2 separate regions of the Homo sapiens genome follow, and region 2 is linked to region 1. The links are chromatin loops, found by intact Hi-C in ENCODE. Cell type or tissue: endothelial cell of umbilical vein. All regions are shown on one strand. Each heading gives the region's core, and the rest is flanking DNA. Links, peaks and the distances in the headings are about the cores only.

The links. Hi-C counts contacts between places; a loop is a spot of excess contacts. Peaks named below come from ENCODE experiments on the same cell type or tissue, not always from the same donor. Only the 100,000 strongest peaks of a DNase experiment are listed, where the experiment ranks them.
Region 2: a loop joins it to region 1, with 6 times the contacts of the local background. A loop is called at or near these places in 4 of 110 quality-filtered maps.

Annotation. Positions count from the first base shown.
Region 1 is chr14:53,710,941-53,719,284 of GRCh38, reverse strand. All of the region lies in intron 5 of LINC02331 (long intergenic non-protein coding RNA 2331), which reads left to right. It overlaps LOC105370504 (a long non-coding RNA gene), which reads right to left. Exons shown (of 4, transcript XR_943876.3): 4 at 1-173. Among named protein-coding and RNA genes, the nearest start is that of LINC02331, 140 kb to the left of the region's middle. In endothelial cell of umbilical vein, for the core only: no CTCF peak of the experiment used is centred there; DNase peaks (open chromatin) are centred at 2,574, 3,774 and 4,434; H3K27ac peaks cover 1,673 bases.
Region 2 is chr14:53,878,108-53,886,451 of GRCh38, reverse strand. It overlaps LOC107984676 (a long non-coding RNA gene), which reads left to right. Exons shown (of 4, transcript XR_001750978.2): 3 at 6,728-6,881. Among named protein-coding and RNA genes, the nearest start is that of LINC02331, 31 kb to the right of the region's middle. In endothelial cell of umbilical vein, for the core only: no CTCF peak of the experiment used is centred there; DNase peaks (open chromatin) are centred at 1,001, 4,921, 5,491, 6,501 and 2 weaker places; H3K27ac peaks cover 4,724 bases.

The DNA of each region.
Region 1 (8,344 bases), core at 16-8,015:
GAGTAAGAGCATTTTCTCTCACTCAGGCTAAATATTCCCACTTCTTTAAGGCATTCTTGTTTAAATGGAATCTGGATCTCCCATGGTCCTACTTGACCTCTGCAGATGCTTTCTAGTTGGTCAATGTCTTCATCCAGTGGCTCACAGAACTGGTTTTGGCCCCTGGATGTGATCTGAAAAGAGAGAAGACAACAAGACTAAAAGTTCACTGGATCAGGAATGATGCTCCTGTTCATGCAGCCTAGAGTTTTTTGTGAACCATGTCACACCACTGTAGTGGACTAAAACTTCCAGAATTTTTCAGATGACTTGAGACATGTTCAATCTCCCCCTCTAATGTGAGCTTTATTGTTCAAGAATTTACCTGGAGTATTCAAATGGTCAAGTGAAACCAACGATACCATAATGACCTAGAGGTTGGAAAGTTGGAAAGGAATGGCCTAGAGGAGACAAAGGCCAAAGAAGAAGGAGAACAGGAATGGGGATGCTGATGTGTTTTGCAGCTACTTTATCATTTCACTAAAGCTTCACGGTGCAGTACATTTCCATATGGACAGGGATCATGGCTACTGACGTATCACTGTAGCCCTGCAACTACAACAGTGCCTGGCACATACTAAGCACTTAGCAAGAATTTGTGAGAAAGTGGGCACAATCCCTGGACTGTTTTCTGTGCAGGTCACAGGAACATTGAAATCTGGCATTGCATTTCTCGCAATGGGGAAAAAGCATCTGTCTGTGAGTATGTGATATGCTAGGTGTGTGTGGACTCAAAAGCAGAGGTGTTCGGTTATAGCAATAATTTTCATAGGATTCTCTGAGGACAGGTTCTTAGGGAGGGCAGCAGGGGATGCAATTGAGTGGGGTCTCAGGTCCCCATCCCACCACAAACCTAGAATAGCTTGACTTTTAGCTGTTTTGTATATTGAGTTTCCACACACATTTTCTTTTGAAGACATGGCTCCTTGGCTAAAAATCATGTTAATATTACCAGGTTTTGATGTTGTTTGCAGCTACTTTATCATTTCAGGAGGAGATTAAGACAGGTTAAAATGACAGTGAAGAACTACAATGCCCATCTCTCCCACATCTGAGCTGGTTGGTATCTGGCTGCTGCCTATACGCTCTAGAGACGGGGAAACTCATGCTATGCCAGACAGCCTGCTGGGCCAGGTCTCCTGCAAAGAGAACCACAATGGGCACACTCTGCTTGTCACAAAGCAAAGTAGCCTTTTTCTGAGCTCCATTAGAAGATTTCTGGGCAGACACAGACCCGGCCAGACCCTCTTGTAGAAAGTTCTCACTCCTCAGGCTCAGGAAATGCTCCCTCCCTGACAGATATTTCCCTCTCCTCACTTTGCTTTGTCCACATTAGCTGGCTTTCGTGCCTAAATCTTGGCCTTTCCCAAACCCACTTTATTATTACCTGCATCGAGAGTGGGAAGTTGGTTTAAAACGCAGAAATGGTTGTGCACCCATAACTTTAACCAGGTGAAGAAACACGGGAGTGAAGTAGGGGAACCGGAGACAGGAGCTACTTCTGCAAGACTTGCCATAAAGTGAGTGAAGAAAAGCACTCACTCTCACCCCAGGAAAAAAAAGGAATAGGTGTAGCTCTTGAGAGCAGAGCTGAAGGAAGATCTATTATATCAACGCCATCTTACTCTATATAATCATTAGAGGCTGCGTGTCTCCTAATACTCATCCTGGTTAGAGAAGATAGAGAATGGAAACCGAAGAGCTCTCCTGGTATCCCCTTCACATTCAGTGTCTCTCTCTCTCTCTCTCTCTCTCTCTCTCTCCCTCTCCCTATCTCTCTCCTTTTTTTAATTTAATTTAATTTTTTTTTTGAGACAGGGTCTCACTCTTGTCACCCAGGCCAGAGTACAGTGGTGCAATCACGTTCACTGCAGCCTCAACCTCCTGGGCTCAATCTATCCTCCCACCTCAGCTTCCTGAGTAGCTGGGACCACAGGCATGTGCCACCACACCTGGCTAATTTTTTGTATGTTTTGTAGAGACAGGGTCTTGCCATGTTGTCCAGGCTGGTCTTGAACTCGTGGGCTCAAGCGATCCACCCACCTTGGCCTCCTGAATTGCTGGGATTACAGGCATGAGCCACTACACCCACTCCCAGTTTCTCTCTTAGAGAAGAGAGAGAGAAAAAAAATGCATCTTCCAGATGTACCAGAACCCCTTTATTTAGGAAAAGTCTTAAATTCTTGACTTTCAGATCTCCCCAAAGGATCATGAGCTTGAAAGAGCACATTTTTAAAGATACTAATTCATGCCTTGAGCTTTTCTCCACAGTGCGAGTCTATGACAGGTAACGTTTTGCTCCAAGTCAAAGCTACATCAACTGAAATGAAAATCTGAGCACATCTCAGGCCCAAACGACGTCTCAGACCCAAAACACGAGCTTCAAATGGCACTAGGGTAAATACTGAATGTTTTCATAGTCTTTGTCCAAAATAAACATTTGAAAAATCCCAGAGGTTTTAGTTTCCTGAAGTAAAGAAAAATCATATTTCCAGCTGTCATTGGAAAATATCACAAAAAATCCCACGTTTTTATCTTCCCAAATATTTTTACAATTACTAAATACTTAAAGGACTATTGTCATTTGTTTCTATGTTGGTGAGCTGTTCATACAGAAAGCCCTTACATCAAGAGTCCTAAGGTATTGAAACAGATCACATAAAACTACAAGAGAGGCTTCCTCCTTTACTTTACTCTCCTTTTTGAGTGAAGTAAGAGTCTGATATAATTGCCCATGTGCTCAGTAAATGTGCCAAAGTGCAATATTTTGTCTTTACTATTGAGAATGTTTTTATAAACACGTAGTGATCAGCATATTCTGACTTTCAGAAATATTAACTACAAAATTGGCAGCAAACTTCAACAGTTGCAAAAATCCATATGTTCATTAAATTATTTTATTGTGGGATTTTTTTATTGGCTTTTTTTGTTGTTGTTACTGCTTTCAGTTTTTGAAGGCAGTTTTTGTATCTTTTCTTCTCAAGGCCTTTGGGGTCCTTTAGAATTTTAATTGAAATATGGTAATCCATTTTCTTTGCTAAAATTCATTTTTATAAGTTAAGATTTTAGAACTTTCCCTGAGGTTTGTAAGAGCTATAGGAGTTGAGATTTAAAACTTTTTTCATAGTTCAGCAGTTTTGCTCAATTTGTAAAACACAGAAGAACTGTGGCACATTTTTGTTCTTTAATGACTAGAATGATAAGTCTATTTTCGTAGGTATAACATAGACAATCTTTCAGGATTTGGCATTATGAAGTCATAGGACTGGAAGAGACCTGGTAAGACTATCTAGTTCCAATATGTGTCTTCAGATCCTTTAGGACCACCCCAGAGAAATAAAAATTTGTTCTATTTTTAAAGCTCTCCCTTAGAGATGTTTTTCTTCCTTGACAACAATTTATCATGTAGCAATCTTTATTTCCCTTTTATAGATAAAGATATATATCTTTCCTTTTGCCTTATTTTTTTCTCAGATTCCTTTACACTCATTAGATAATTTCAAAAACACCACTGCAGATCATTTGGTGCTACCATTTCTTTTTTTATAGAGAAAGACATTGAGCCATAGGAGTTAAGTGACTGGCCCCAAGCCTCATTAGAGATGTGAGTCATATTTGGGAGTGAGAACACAGAGCCACAGCCTTCATTCCTGAGCTGTTTCCTCAACTCTGTATTTTTCTTTAACAAATCAAAAAGCAAAAGTAAAAACAATCCCATTTGAGCGACCAAACAATGGTAATCAGATGTGCACCAGCCAATGGCTACTGTGGAAAGAGTTCAACCACCTACAGAGCAATGTCCATCTGTGCTTGTGCAGATACCAAGCTTTCACTTGGCTCATTTCCTAATCTCACTACAAGAAGATAGAAAGGCAATTGTCAAGAAAAAGGACGCACTTTGCATTGCTGTAACTCCAAACATGAACAAGTGAGATTGAGCTAATACCAAAAAGCAAACTCCTCAGTTGATTTGCAACAAGCAGTTCACATGAAACTGGCTGGCTCTATCACTATTGTTCTCATATCGGTACCACTGGACAGCTTTAATTAATATCAGAAACAGCACAGGAAACATCCTTTAATTATTCCTGTTATGTTTAGAGAAAATGTAGCTTACTAAAAACAAAGTAAACTATAAGCCTTTGAACTTGAGTGTTATCTGTGTCCTTTGGCTTGTGAGGGTTTTGTGTTATCGGACATGATAATTTGTTTTCAGTGATACCCTTGATGAAATTAATTGAGTTTTAGACTAGCATACATTTCCTTTTGCTGATACTTTCACTCTTGGCAGGGTCTTATCTGAGCAGTTAGTCCTGTTCTCGTCTGGTTCTGTCTGCTGAGATTTAATAGCTGCAGGACTGTTGTTGTTTTAAACAAAGATGTTTACTTTTGTTATTAATGTAATATTCAATTCACTTCCCCTTTTTATCTTCCCATAACGCAGAGACCTACTCCCTTTTTTTGATGGAGATGATGGTTTTGGACTTCACTGCTAAGTTTCCTTAGAAACACCCCACCGGACCTTTCCAAATATATCATCATCGTAAGAGGGAAAGCCATTTCAGACACTCCTATCTGTACACTTGGCTTGAATTCAATTGCTATCTAACTGCTAGGTCCTAAACATTTCCTTTTATTTTTTTTTCCAACTGTATTCTTTATTTCAAACATTAAAGTGCTATAATGCTTGGTGGGAAAAAATTTAAAATTTCAAATAAGATCTCCTCAACCACATGTTGACTTCACCTAGTTTTAGATCATGCTGTGCATTGCATATCGTTTTTGAAGTTTTTTTGCTCGTATATTACTATATATAAGATAGATTGGTTTTATACTAAAGAAAGAATACTATATTTAGTATTCTGCTATTAGCTTTTACGTATATTAATTTGTCTTCGACATCTCCCTAAGTATGTTTTAAGAACTTAATTAGTGCCATATTGTTAGAGATTAAGTTCTTCCCAGTGTTTTTGCTATTATAAAACAATATTAGTTTATTTAAGCATGAGAAGTAGAGTGTAAATCTATCTTTAATATTTCAAAATAGTATGCTTATTGAATAATCAATTTTTTCTATCATGATTTGAATGGGACTTTCTATGATTTAATAAATGATATGTATTTCTCCTAAGAAACTATTGTTTGAATCACCAACCACTGTTTACTTAAGCTGGGTGGCCCTCAAGCAATACATGAACTACTCCCTAACATTTGTTCAATCAGACAACAAATGTTTACATCTTCCTACCTTCCAAGGACTGTGTTGGTTTCTGGGTATACAGTGAAGAGAGGTGTAACCATGGCTCCCACCTTCGTGGTAACGAGTAAGTCAGCACTCAGCAAAGTATAAAGAAATTACAAATATAGCAGTATCTCCATTCTCTTCTTCTTTTCACTGGTATAGTCGGGTCTATTTTGGGACTCTACTCTAACAGACAATCTGTCTATCTGGTGTCAATAATATAATATTTTAGCTACTTTCACTTTTTATTATGTTTTATATATGATGGAGCTAAAGATAAGATTCTTCCTGTAGTCTTTTTTTTTCTTCAGGAAGATCCTGACTATTCTTACATAATTATACATCTGACAAATGACTAATATCTACAGTCTACAAGGAACTAAAAAAAAATTTGATAAAACAAATAATTTTACCAAAAAGTGAGCTAAGGACATTAATAGACAATTCCCAAAAGAAGATATACAAATGGCCAACAAACATATGAAAAACATGCTCAACATCACTAACGATCAGGGAAATGCAAATCAAAACCACAATGCAATGCCACCTTACTCCTACAAGAATGGCCATAATAAAAAATCTAAAAATATTAGATGTTGGTGTGGATGCAGTGAAAAGGAAACACTTCTACACTGCTGGTGGGAAAGTAAACTAGTATAATCACTATGGAAAACTGTGTAGAGATTCCTTATAGAACTAAATGTAGAACTACCATTTGATCCAGCAATCCCACTACTGGGTATCTACCCAGAGGAAAAGAAGTCATTATATTAAAAAGATACTTATATATGCATGTTAATAGCAGCATAATTCACATTATAAAAATATGGAACCAGCCCAAATGCCCATCAATCAATGAGTAGATAAAGAAACTGTGGTATATGTATATACGATGGAATACTACTCAGCCATGAAAAGGAATGAATTAATGGCATTTGCAGCAACCTTGATGGAACTGGAGAATATTATTCTAAGTGAAGTAACTCAGGAATGGAAAACCAAACATCGTATGTTCTCAATCATAAGTGAGAGCTAAGCTATGAGGATGCAAAAGCATAAGAATGATACAATGAACTTCGGGGATTCAGGGGAAAGGGTTGGGGGGGCAAAAGACTACAAATTGGGTTCAGTGTATGCTGCTCGCTTGATGTGTGCACCAAAATCTCACAAATCACCACTAAAGAACTTACTCATGTAACCAAATACCACTTGTTCCCCAAAAAACCTATGGAAATAAAAATAAATTAATCACATATTTATAATTTTAAATAAATTTTAGTGGCATTTTGTTGAGTCTTGAACCAATTAAAACCTGCTTGAATTTTGTTTGGGACTACATTGAATGTATTCAATAAATTAAGGAGAATAGACTTCATATGCTTTAAAACATCATGTTAAGACAATGTTTCAGTTAGGGCCTTTTTGGGTGCAAATATCCAAAACTCTCATCCAAATTGATCTGAGCAAAAATAGAATGTGCCTCCTGTAATTGAAAAATCATAAGATTGGTTCAGTTTGATTTAGGGTCTCAAGTGACAATGAGATCCAGATGTTTGTCATAATTTAGCTTAAGGTACCTCAACTGTGGCTTCAATCATTCATTCATTCAGAAAATATTTATCAGGTACCTATTATGTGCCAGGAACTACTCTTTTAGTGTAGAAATATGGTTGCCAACAAGACAACTAAAGTACCTGGCTTCGTGAGAATTACATTCTAATGGTTCTAGTTTAGGTTTGAGGCAAGAGCAACATGGCTAACTATATTGCTCAGCCTACAGCCTCCTAGGTCCAAGTCCTATGGAAAACCAAAGATCCTATAGCCTGAAGAGTTGGAACATCATCCTGGGCCTGAATTAGCTCATGTAGTCAGAAGTTGGAAATATCATTATGCTTTTGGCTTACTCACCTACATGTGGGACTGAGTGTATCAGCCCTAACCAAAGTGTGTGGCCTGAAAGAGGATAGGTACGATTCAAGGAAATTTGGATTGCTACTGACAAAAGAAAGGAGAAAGAAAGCTGCATCCTGAACCCCACAAATATCTATTATATGAAATGTTTCTTCCAGTTTTTTTTTAATTCAGGAGTGAGAATTAAATTTCATTAAATGCCATGTAGTAGGCTTTTATTGAGAAATTACATCATCTTTCTCTTTTAACTAATTAATATGGTGAATTATATTGAAAGATATTCCATTATGAAACTTCTTCCATTCTTGGAATATACTTGCTTACTCATGGTGTAATTATATTTAAAATGCATCACTAGATTTCACTTGGTAGTATTTTGTTCAGGATTTTTGCTTTGATATTAATGAGATTTTTGTGGGGGAAGTTGACAAGGTGTTGATTTTAAAATTATACAGGCTTTATAAAAAGAATTTATGTTTTTTTTCCTTGACTAGCATATTAAGCTGTTATTGCATTGCTATATATTAGACTGAGTAATTTCTAAAGAAAAGGTTTAATTGGCTCATGGCTCTGCAGGCTGTACAGGAAGGTTGGTGCTGGCACCAGCTCTGCTTCTTGAGAAGCCTCAAGAAGCTTACAATCACGGCGGAAGGTGACGGGGGAGCAGGCATGTCACATGACAAAAGCAGGAGTGAATGAGAGTGAGAGAGAGTGGGAGGGGAGTTGCCAAACACTTGTAAATGACCAGATTTTGTGTGAACTCAGTGAAAGCTCACTCATCACCAAGAGGATAGCCGAAACCATTCATGAGGGTTCCACCCCCATGATCCAAACACCTCCTACCAGATCCCACCTTCAACATTAGGGATTACATTTCAACATAAGATTTGGGCAGGAACAAATATCTAAACTATATCAACTACATTTTATAAATGTTTAGTAGCACCAGACTTATCAGTTTCTAGAAAGTCTGGGAAAAAAATTATTCGTACAATTGTAGCAGGAATATGTTTTTTTTAGTGCCCAGAAACTTTTGAGCAACATCTTACTGGTTTGCTATTTCTCACATTGTGACTTATTCACGCTCAAGGTAGAGCTCCTGTATTTTCCAGGTTCCCTTTCAAATGGGAAGCAGACATATAATCTAGATTT
Region 2 (8,344 bases), core at 279-8,278, 170 kb before region 1:
GTCTCTCCTAAATTGTAGCTTCTCTGAAGGCAAGGATACGGTCTTTCTTTATCAACTCAGAATTCCCAGCACCCAGCCCAGAACCTGAAATAAAGTAGATGCTTAATAAATGTTGAATGAGAATGAGACAGTCTCTTGGGCTGGGGACAGGACACCAAAGAAATGATGCTGAAGAGATGATACTGACTTCTGATTGGCTCTGCACCTCTCCATACTGGTAGCAGTGGTTCTCAGTGGGGTGATTTGGTCCCACCAGGGCACATTTGGCAATGTCTAGAGACAATTTTGTTTGTCACAGTGAGGGGGTGGAGTGGGATGAGGGTTGAGGATCGAGGTGATAATGACACCTGAGGGGTAGGGGACAGCAATGCTGCTAAACACGTTACAATGCGTAGGACAGCCCCTAGAGCAGAGAATGATCTAGTCCAAAATGCCTTACAACCTTGGCAGAAGTCTCCTTTCCTCTGTACTCCCCGACATGGGGGTCCCATCCTCTTCTTGGTCAATGCCTTTTTCTTTCCACTTTTCCCCATTCCATGGTTCTAGTGAGTGTGCACACGGGAACAGAAGAAGAGTAATTCCTTTATTTTTGTCTCTCCACTTTTCCGTTCCTTTGCTGCCTTGGGGAGTCCCCCTATACCTGATTTCTGCCAGTTTCCTGACAAAGTTGAGGTTTCTCTATTTATATCCCTAAAAGTGAAGCTTTTCAAATATGTAAGATCTGAGGTTCACTGGCACAATATGGCATACTTAAGACAGGATTGAGGTCCGAGAGGGAGTCGTGAAAGAAAAAGAGGACACAGAGTCTGGATATTTGACTGTGTTTAAAAGACATCAAGGCACCCAGTGGAACATGGCAAAAAGGAGCTGCCAGTCAGTTTTGTTTATGTGGAACAAGCCAATTGTTTCCTCCCATGTGAGTGGCTGGTTTTGTTTTATCTTTATGTAGCTGCTATTCCTCCTTTTCCCCCACAGACCAACTAGAAGTCATTCTTTTTGTGATCTTTGTTTTTTTTTTCTTCCAATGAACTCTTATTTTGCTGCATAGTATCAAAATATTTTCTTCAAAGACAATTTCCTTTAAAAATAAACTGTTATCAGAGAGAAGCTATGTTCACAGCTGGTAAAGGCATGATTAAATAATCACCGTATGGGGAATTGAAAAGCAATTTCATAATATAGCTTTAGATTCCAAAGAGAAAATCTAAGGAAACATTCCAGTTAGTTAAGAAAACTTTTAATCAAATGAAGTGTTTGAGCTCTACTTGGTTTTTGTGTGTTTTTTTTTATTGGCAACTTTCTGTATGTGCATGTTTTACTTGGTGAGAGTTTGTAAGAGGTTATCTTAATACAGTAATGGACTTCCTGAGAGTTTGGTTAACCTTCTAATTACATATAAAATAGCCTTCCAAATAGTTACAATAAATGTTTTAGACATAAATTTGACATGAGTCTGTATCTTTACTGCTAGTCTCTACTATAACTCTTTTTTTTGAAAAAAAAATACCATTAATCTAAGAAGAAACAGAGTATCTAAAGCAGAAACTCCTATATTGTTTATGTTCATAGAGTGACATAAACTCTTAGACTCTTCATGAGTAGTGACATTATGGAGAAGGAAACCCTACTTTTGAATAGAAAAAAACTGGAGCTCTGCCAAAGCCCAGCATGTAATTCCAGGAATCATCAAATCTCTCTGGGACTTAGTTTATCTCATCTATAGACTAGGTGCAACATGATCACTCTTCAGGTTTGTCCTACAACTAGAGCTTACCAGTGCAAAAGCCTTACCACAGTACATGCCAGGTTGTCAACAATCGGTGATTCAATAAACAATAGCTGTGATCAATACCTTGATTGTATAGGCAATTCAGACAACACTAGCTTTTTATGTAAAAGTTTCCTCTTTGAAACTAATAAAATATCAGAGTTACCAAAGAGATATTTGTAAAATACTTATTGGAATATCTAAGGCCCCAGATCAAAATATTCTAAGCTGGACAATAATTTTATGCCTATGCTTTGGGTCCAGTATGCACTGATTTTAGACCAGAATTCTTTGATTTTTTTTTTGCATTGTTGGGTATGGAAATCCTGTACTAATACCAGACATTAAAACAATTTACACAGCTGTAATTGTGAGACAATGTAAATTCCATTAGAAAATTGTATTTGAATGATTATAAATGTTATTCTATAATCGACCTAAGATTGTTAAATCATAAACTTAACTATGAAATTTAACGCTATTTAAATACATTTAAAATAATATAAAATGTACCTTTTAAGCTTTTCAAATTTATGTATTTATTATTATTATTAATATTTTAGTGACTGGGTCTCATTCTGTTGCTCACGCTAGAGTACAATGCTACAATCATAGCTCATTGCAGTCTTGAACTCCTCGGTTTAAACGATACTCCTTCCTCAGCCTCTGGAGTAGCTAGGACTACAGGCATGTGCTGCCACGCCTGACTAATGAAAAAAAAATCTGTAGAGATGGGGTCTTGCTATGTTGCCCAGGCTGTTCTCCAACTCCTAGTTTCAAATGATCCTCCTACATTGCCCAAAGTGCTGGGATTACAGATGTGAGCCACTACACCTGGCCTCAAGTTGATTTAATTGTGTAAGATGAAAAATAATTGAAGTACTCTGTTTCATAAAGCTATATAGAATCTTGAAAAACAATGACTTGGAAAGATTTTTCCAAATTTTGTGAAATGACTTTTTATTGTTCACATGCAGCTCAGAATATTTTAATATTTGGGTATACAGTAAAATAATCAAAATTATACATTCTAAAAACATATTTTGAACTTCTAGAACAGAATTAACATGCTTTAGAACTGTGTTCAAGTGACTCATTCAGTAAGCCATTAAATCAGTTGACATAATACAGTATTTGAAATACCTTCCCAAAGCATATTTATCTATATTTTATTTCCTGTGAAAATTTGAAATTTAAGTACTTGTCATTTTGACATAAGCATATGTCATTTTTGTATTTATCTTAAAAAATTGTATTTAACATTTTGTAAAGACTTCCATTAGTATTAACCCAATAGAGCAAAATAATCAGAGAATGGAATTTTAGTTAAACTCTTTTTTTTTTACCTTTTATAGGAGTGCTATATCACACCTGTTTCTGAGCTTTAGGTTGGAGGTACTTCAATGAAAAAAATAACCTTGTATCCGCACACAACCTTATATGCACATAGGATTTTAAAACATGAGATGAGTTCCATTATTCAGCAAATGGCATTCTCCGATTCTAAAAAATGGAAATAAAATCAGAATCAGTGACATGCAGATAAAGGGAATCAACCAAGTCTTCAAACTTATTGCTTTGTATTTTTGTCTTATGAACTTTGAATTGAACTTCTGCACAGGATCTGATCTGGATGAAATGTCATATATCTGAGACTGATCCTTATCTCCTAAACGTTTCCTTTGTTTCTTTGATTCTTTGGGCTTTACCCTCTTATTTTATTGTGAGTGGCCCAGAGCTTTGATCTTGCAATAAGCTCTGGCTCGCAACACAAACCTTTGCTTTGCTATGACACACAGAAGGACGTGGGTATACTCAGAAAATCTAAATAGACAAGAGGTTACTTCTTCTGTGGTTAGGGCTAAAGGCAAATGGGGTAACTTCAGAATTTATTGTCTCCCATTACATTATGGGAAACTAAAAATTCACACGGGTATTTTAACATTAAGAAAGCACACCTGTGAGAACAAGTTTGATGTACAGTATCTATCTGTTTCTCATTTCAGTTACAATAGTTTCTTGAGTTTTAAGAATTAAAACTTCCCCTTTTGTATTGTTGCAGACATAAAATATTTAGAACCATCTTTCAGATTTCAAATTCCTTTCTGGTTAAAAAAATTATATTAAGATAGTTTTGAAGTTGTACAGTAAATAAAAATTGATTAATATACTGAGCACAAAGTATATCACACAAAGGTGCTTTTTAGCTGAAATATCAATTAGAAATGCACAATATATAATAAAATAGGAGTTATAAGTGTTGTGTTTGCAATTAATATTTCATATGTTCTATTTTAAATTTTTCTTACATTAAGAAAAAAAGATGCATACAATTTTCTGAACCACATAGTTCATTGTATCTACAATATCAGACAATGTGTAAAATAATCATCTACCAGAGGAACGTATTTAAGCCAGCAGACACCCTGTGCATGTTACATGTGTACAATGTACCTCTAAAATTACGAGTGTCATAAATAGAGTGTGTTGACACTCAGATGACTCTAAAGATGCTTGAGGAGAACTTCAAAGGGTTTCTTTCTTCAGTAACGTCTACTAATAAGTTAATTATAAACATATAAGTAATGGTTTTTAAAGTAATTTTCTTATTGTGTATGTCTTTGTTTAAGAAGAAAATGTTGAGCAGCAAGCCGGTCCCAGCCATGTGACCATATTAGTGGCGAGTTTATCATCTTGAAATGGACACCAACACTTTTATGTCCCTCAAACTAAAAGCAGCTAAGAAATTGAATTCATATGCTTAATAAATGAGTAATTAGAATGGGAAAATTTTATTCGCCAGTGTCAGACATTTCCCTCCTTCTACTACCAGTTTTCATTAAGTTTGAGAAAGTACAGCCGAAAGAGTCAGTTCAGATATACACTGGGAAACAACTCAAAACTGCTTTTCATTTTGAGTATTAGAGACTTTTGTTATCTTTATTTATAGTTTTACGTACGTGCTCATTTTTTTTAAACTGGAACTCATCTGCTAGCTACTAAACAATCACTGAACTTTGTCCAGTGGGTTCATAACCTGAATTCAAGTTGTAGGTAATGTTTGTAATTCTAAAAATGCCAACATTTGTCATTGTGAATTATGTTTCCTTTAGGAAATTCCTTTACTAAAGAGAGGCAGTCATTTTTGACACTAATCAGATGCCTCTGTGCTGACCCTCTTGCTGAATGAGGCCAGGCTTTCTAGGTTATTAGTATTTAAAAAGAAATAACCACCCAATGTAGCATTTCAGTAAATAATGACCTACAAGACCTATTAGGCATATTCCACAATTTTTCCCACCCGTAGCAATGATTAACTCAGAAAACATTACAGAGCTTTTCTGGTGTCAGCTGAGCAGGGGCTTGTGGTTCTTCATTCACATTTTTCACTTAATCCCATGGCTTTGAATTCTTTCCCTTGTAAGTTCCTATATATAAAGATTAGAAACTGCTTCTGGCTATGCAGAATTACATGCTTTTAGATGAAATTCAATCCATTGTAAAAAATTCTGTTCAGAGCAACACTATTTATTTCTTGTTGGATTTGGATGACACAGAGAAGAACTGGGAACAGAAATTATGTTACCCAATTTTAATAAGCTGTAGCAATAATTTTGAGAAACACTAGAAAAATTAAACACTGGTGAGTTTATTTAAGCCTTTTAAGGGAAAAAAAAAAGGAAATACCAGAAGATAATTAAAAGTGCAGAGCTAACTTTTCCTCTGGAATGTCTTTGGCTTGCCTTCCTTTTATATAGATTATGTCATAGTGGAGGTTGGGGATTGAAAAATAATTTTTGGTATTTAAGGAAGTGATAGGTTTTTGTGATTCTTAATACTCATCTTTGCGTAAAACAGGTTGAAATAAATCTTTAACAGTGAAGAAAGAAAAATGTTTGGATCTCATGAGCTGTTGGAAATTTTCTTATTGCCTCTTTTCTAAATATAATAGGTTAAAACGTGGAGAATTTCTGAAAAGTGATTACTTTTTCCCAAATAGTTGATCTGACCACATATAGACTAGAGAGGGGACTCCTCTCTGAGTTTTGAGATGGGACTCTAGATATTTGGCTGCAGAAGCCTAAAGAAGCAAAAACAATGGGGCTTGGGATGGGGAGGTGGGGTGTCTACAAGTCAGTTACGGAGGAAAATGCCGAACAAATATTTCGCTGGTTCATATAGCAGGATTAACATTTTTGTTCCTCGTGGAGCACAGGCATAAATCCTTAGAGAATCTCAGCAAAATCTGTTGAAGGGTCACTTGAACTTAAAGGTAACAAATTCTTGGGGTCTTTGAGTTATATATTTTTACATACTTGTGCCCTTTTCAACTAACAGAAAGGGCAAAATACCCACAGAGCCCTCCTTTATTGTTCTCTGTGCCCTCCTCTGCCTTTCACGTCTTATTTTCCTCCCAGATGTGTTTAGCAGATTCGTGTTTTGGTTTGTGTAAATGAGCCACATCTCAAAGTCGTCATGACCCCCCAACTTCTGAGTCTACTCTTAATGGCTAACCCTTACTTCCTCACTTCCCAATCTGCCCCCTTAAAACATTTGCAGCTCCACTGTGTTTAACATTAGCATTTGATGGTTCTCAGGATTCATTCAAAGATGGGAAATGAGTTTTTTTGTTTTTTTTTTAATTGACTTGGCTGGAAGGTGCTCATATAGAAATGATGCTGGGAACAGCAAATGAGCAGACATCCTAGGGAAGTGAGGTAATCGCACTAGGCAGAGGGTGGTTCCGGAAGGTCCCACTCGGGGTGGGCTTCAGCGTTACACAGACTGACTCTCCCAGTCCTTAACTGAGTGCCTGATAAGAGAAAGGGCTTTGTAAATACGTAACCCCTTTCCCTATGTGCCCCTCTCATCCCCACTAAGTATTATTGACTGACTCTGGTCCCGAAAGACTTTTTTTTTTTTTGGAACTAATTTGATTTTTTTTTTTTTTTTTCCAAGAGCATGCCTTCGTTGAGCTGAGACCCAGGCTTCTCTGACAAACTCTGTTGAGGAAACTGGAAATGATCTACTAAAGAATATAGATCGCTGAGTCTGATGTTGTACGAAACTCATAATACCTGACTGGGGAAAAAAAAAAACCAATGTAGGAAAAGTGAGTGTCACCAGAAAGAACACAGAATGGTGAGCCCTGAGAAGGCAGGTCTGTGACTGTTCCGTGCACCACAACATCCCGAGGGTGGTGGGTGCTTGGGCGTGCTTACTGAATGAATTCTCTTGCAAGATACCGTTGCCAAGTCTTCAACTTGTTCCTTTCCAATGTCATTTGTATTAAGCCTGAAATTTGCTTTGAAATCACAGGAAGAAAGAATCTATATAAACTAAATGGCCATTGTTTTCATTAATATTGTTATGTCACACCCAATCCCTAATCCCTCCCAGACAACAATTGAACCAAAGCAATATCAGTCACGTGATGCCTGAGGTCAAGTGAGTTCACCTCCCTGCCCGTAGCCCAGCATCATGTAAACCACTAAAATAAAGGCAAAGACATCTAGTATTTCTCTGGAGGCACACACTTAATAAAAACACAACTGAGGTGAGGAGGCTCAGAGAGAACATTGCTCAATTCCTAAATAGGAGTAAGTTACACTCAGACACAGACCCAGTCTCCTCCAAATTTCTTTTTTATTTTTTTGAATGAAGTTAGGAGAAAAAGGATTTTGGGCTTGCAGTTTGCTGTGGAGAGCGAGAGTCTGGCCTCACGTGCACAAGATGATTTCTTTTCTTTTTCTTTCTTTCTTTCTTTCTTTCTTTCTTCTTCTTCTTTTTTCTTTTTTTAATAAAGTAAGCACATTTAATGGAAATACATTTAATAGAAGATAAGGGTAGATTTGGAAACTTAAAATTCTTGCTAACTCTTAACCACACCTGGGTTAGTAGCATCTGGACTGCCATTACAGCCTTCTAACCAGCATTTCCACATCCTTTCTCATGCCTTCCATTTACACCCAACTCCATATATTCTCCACAGCATTCAGAATAGTGTTTTAAAAATAAAAATTTTTATTTATTTATTTATTTTTAATTATACTTTAAGTTCTGGGATACATGTGCAGAATGGGCAGGTTTGTTACATAGGTACACACGTGCCATGGTGGTTTGCTGCACCCATCAACCCGTCATCTACATTAGGTATTTATCCTAATGCTATCCCTCCCCTAGCCCCCCACCCCACAACAGGCCCCAGTGTGTGATGTTCCCCACCCTGTGTCCATGTGTTCTCATTGTTCAACTCCCACTTATGAGTGAGAACATGTGGTGTTTGGTTTTCTGTTCCTGTGCTAATTTGCTGAGAATGATGGTTTCCAGCTTCATCTATGTCCCTGCAAAGGACATGAACTCATCCTTTTTTATGGCTGCATAGTATTCCATGGTGTATATGTGCCACATTTTCTTTATCCAGTCTATCACTGATGGGCATTTGGGTTGGTTCCAAGTCTTTGCTATTGTGAACAGTGACACAATAAACATACGTGTGCATGTGTCTTTATAGCAGAATGATTTATAATCCTTTGGGTATATACCCAGTAATGGGATTGCTGGGTCAAATGGTAT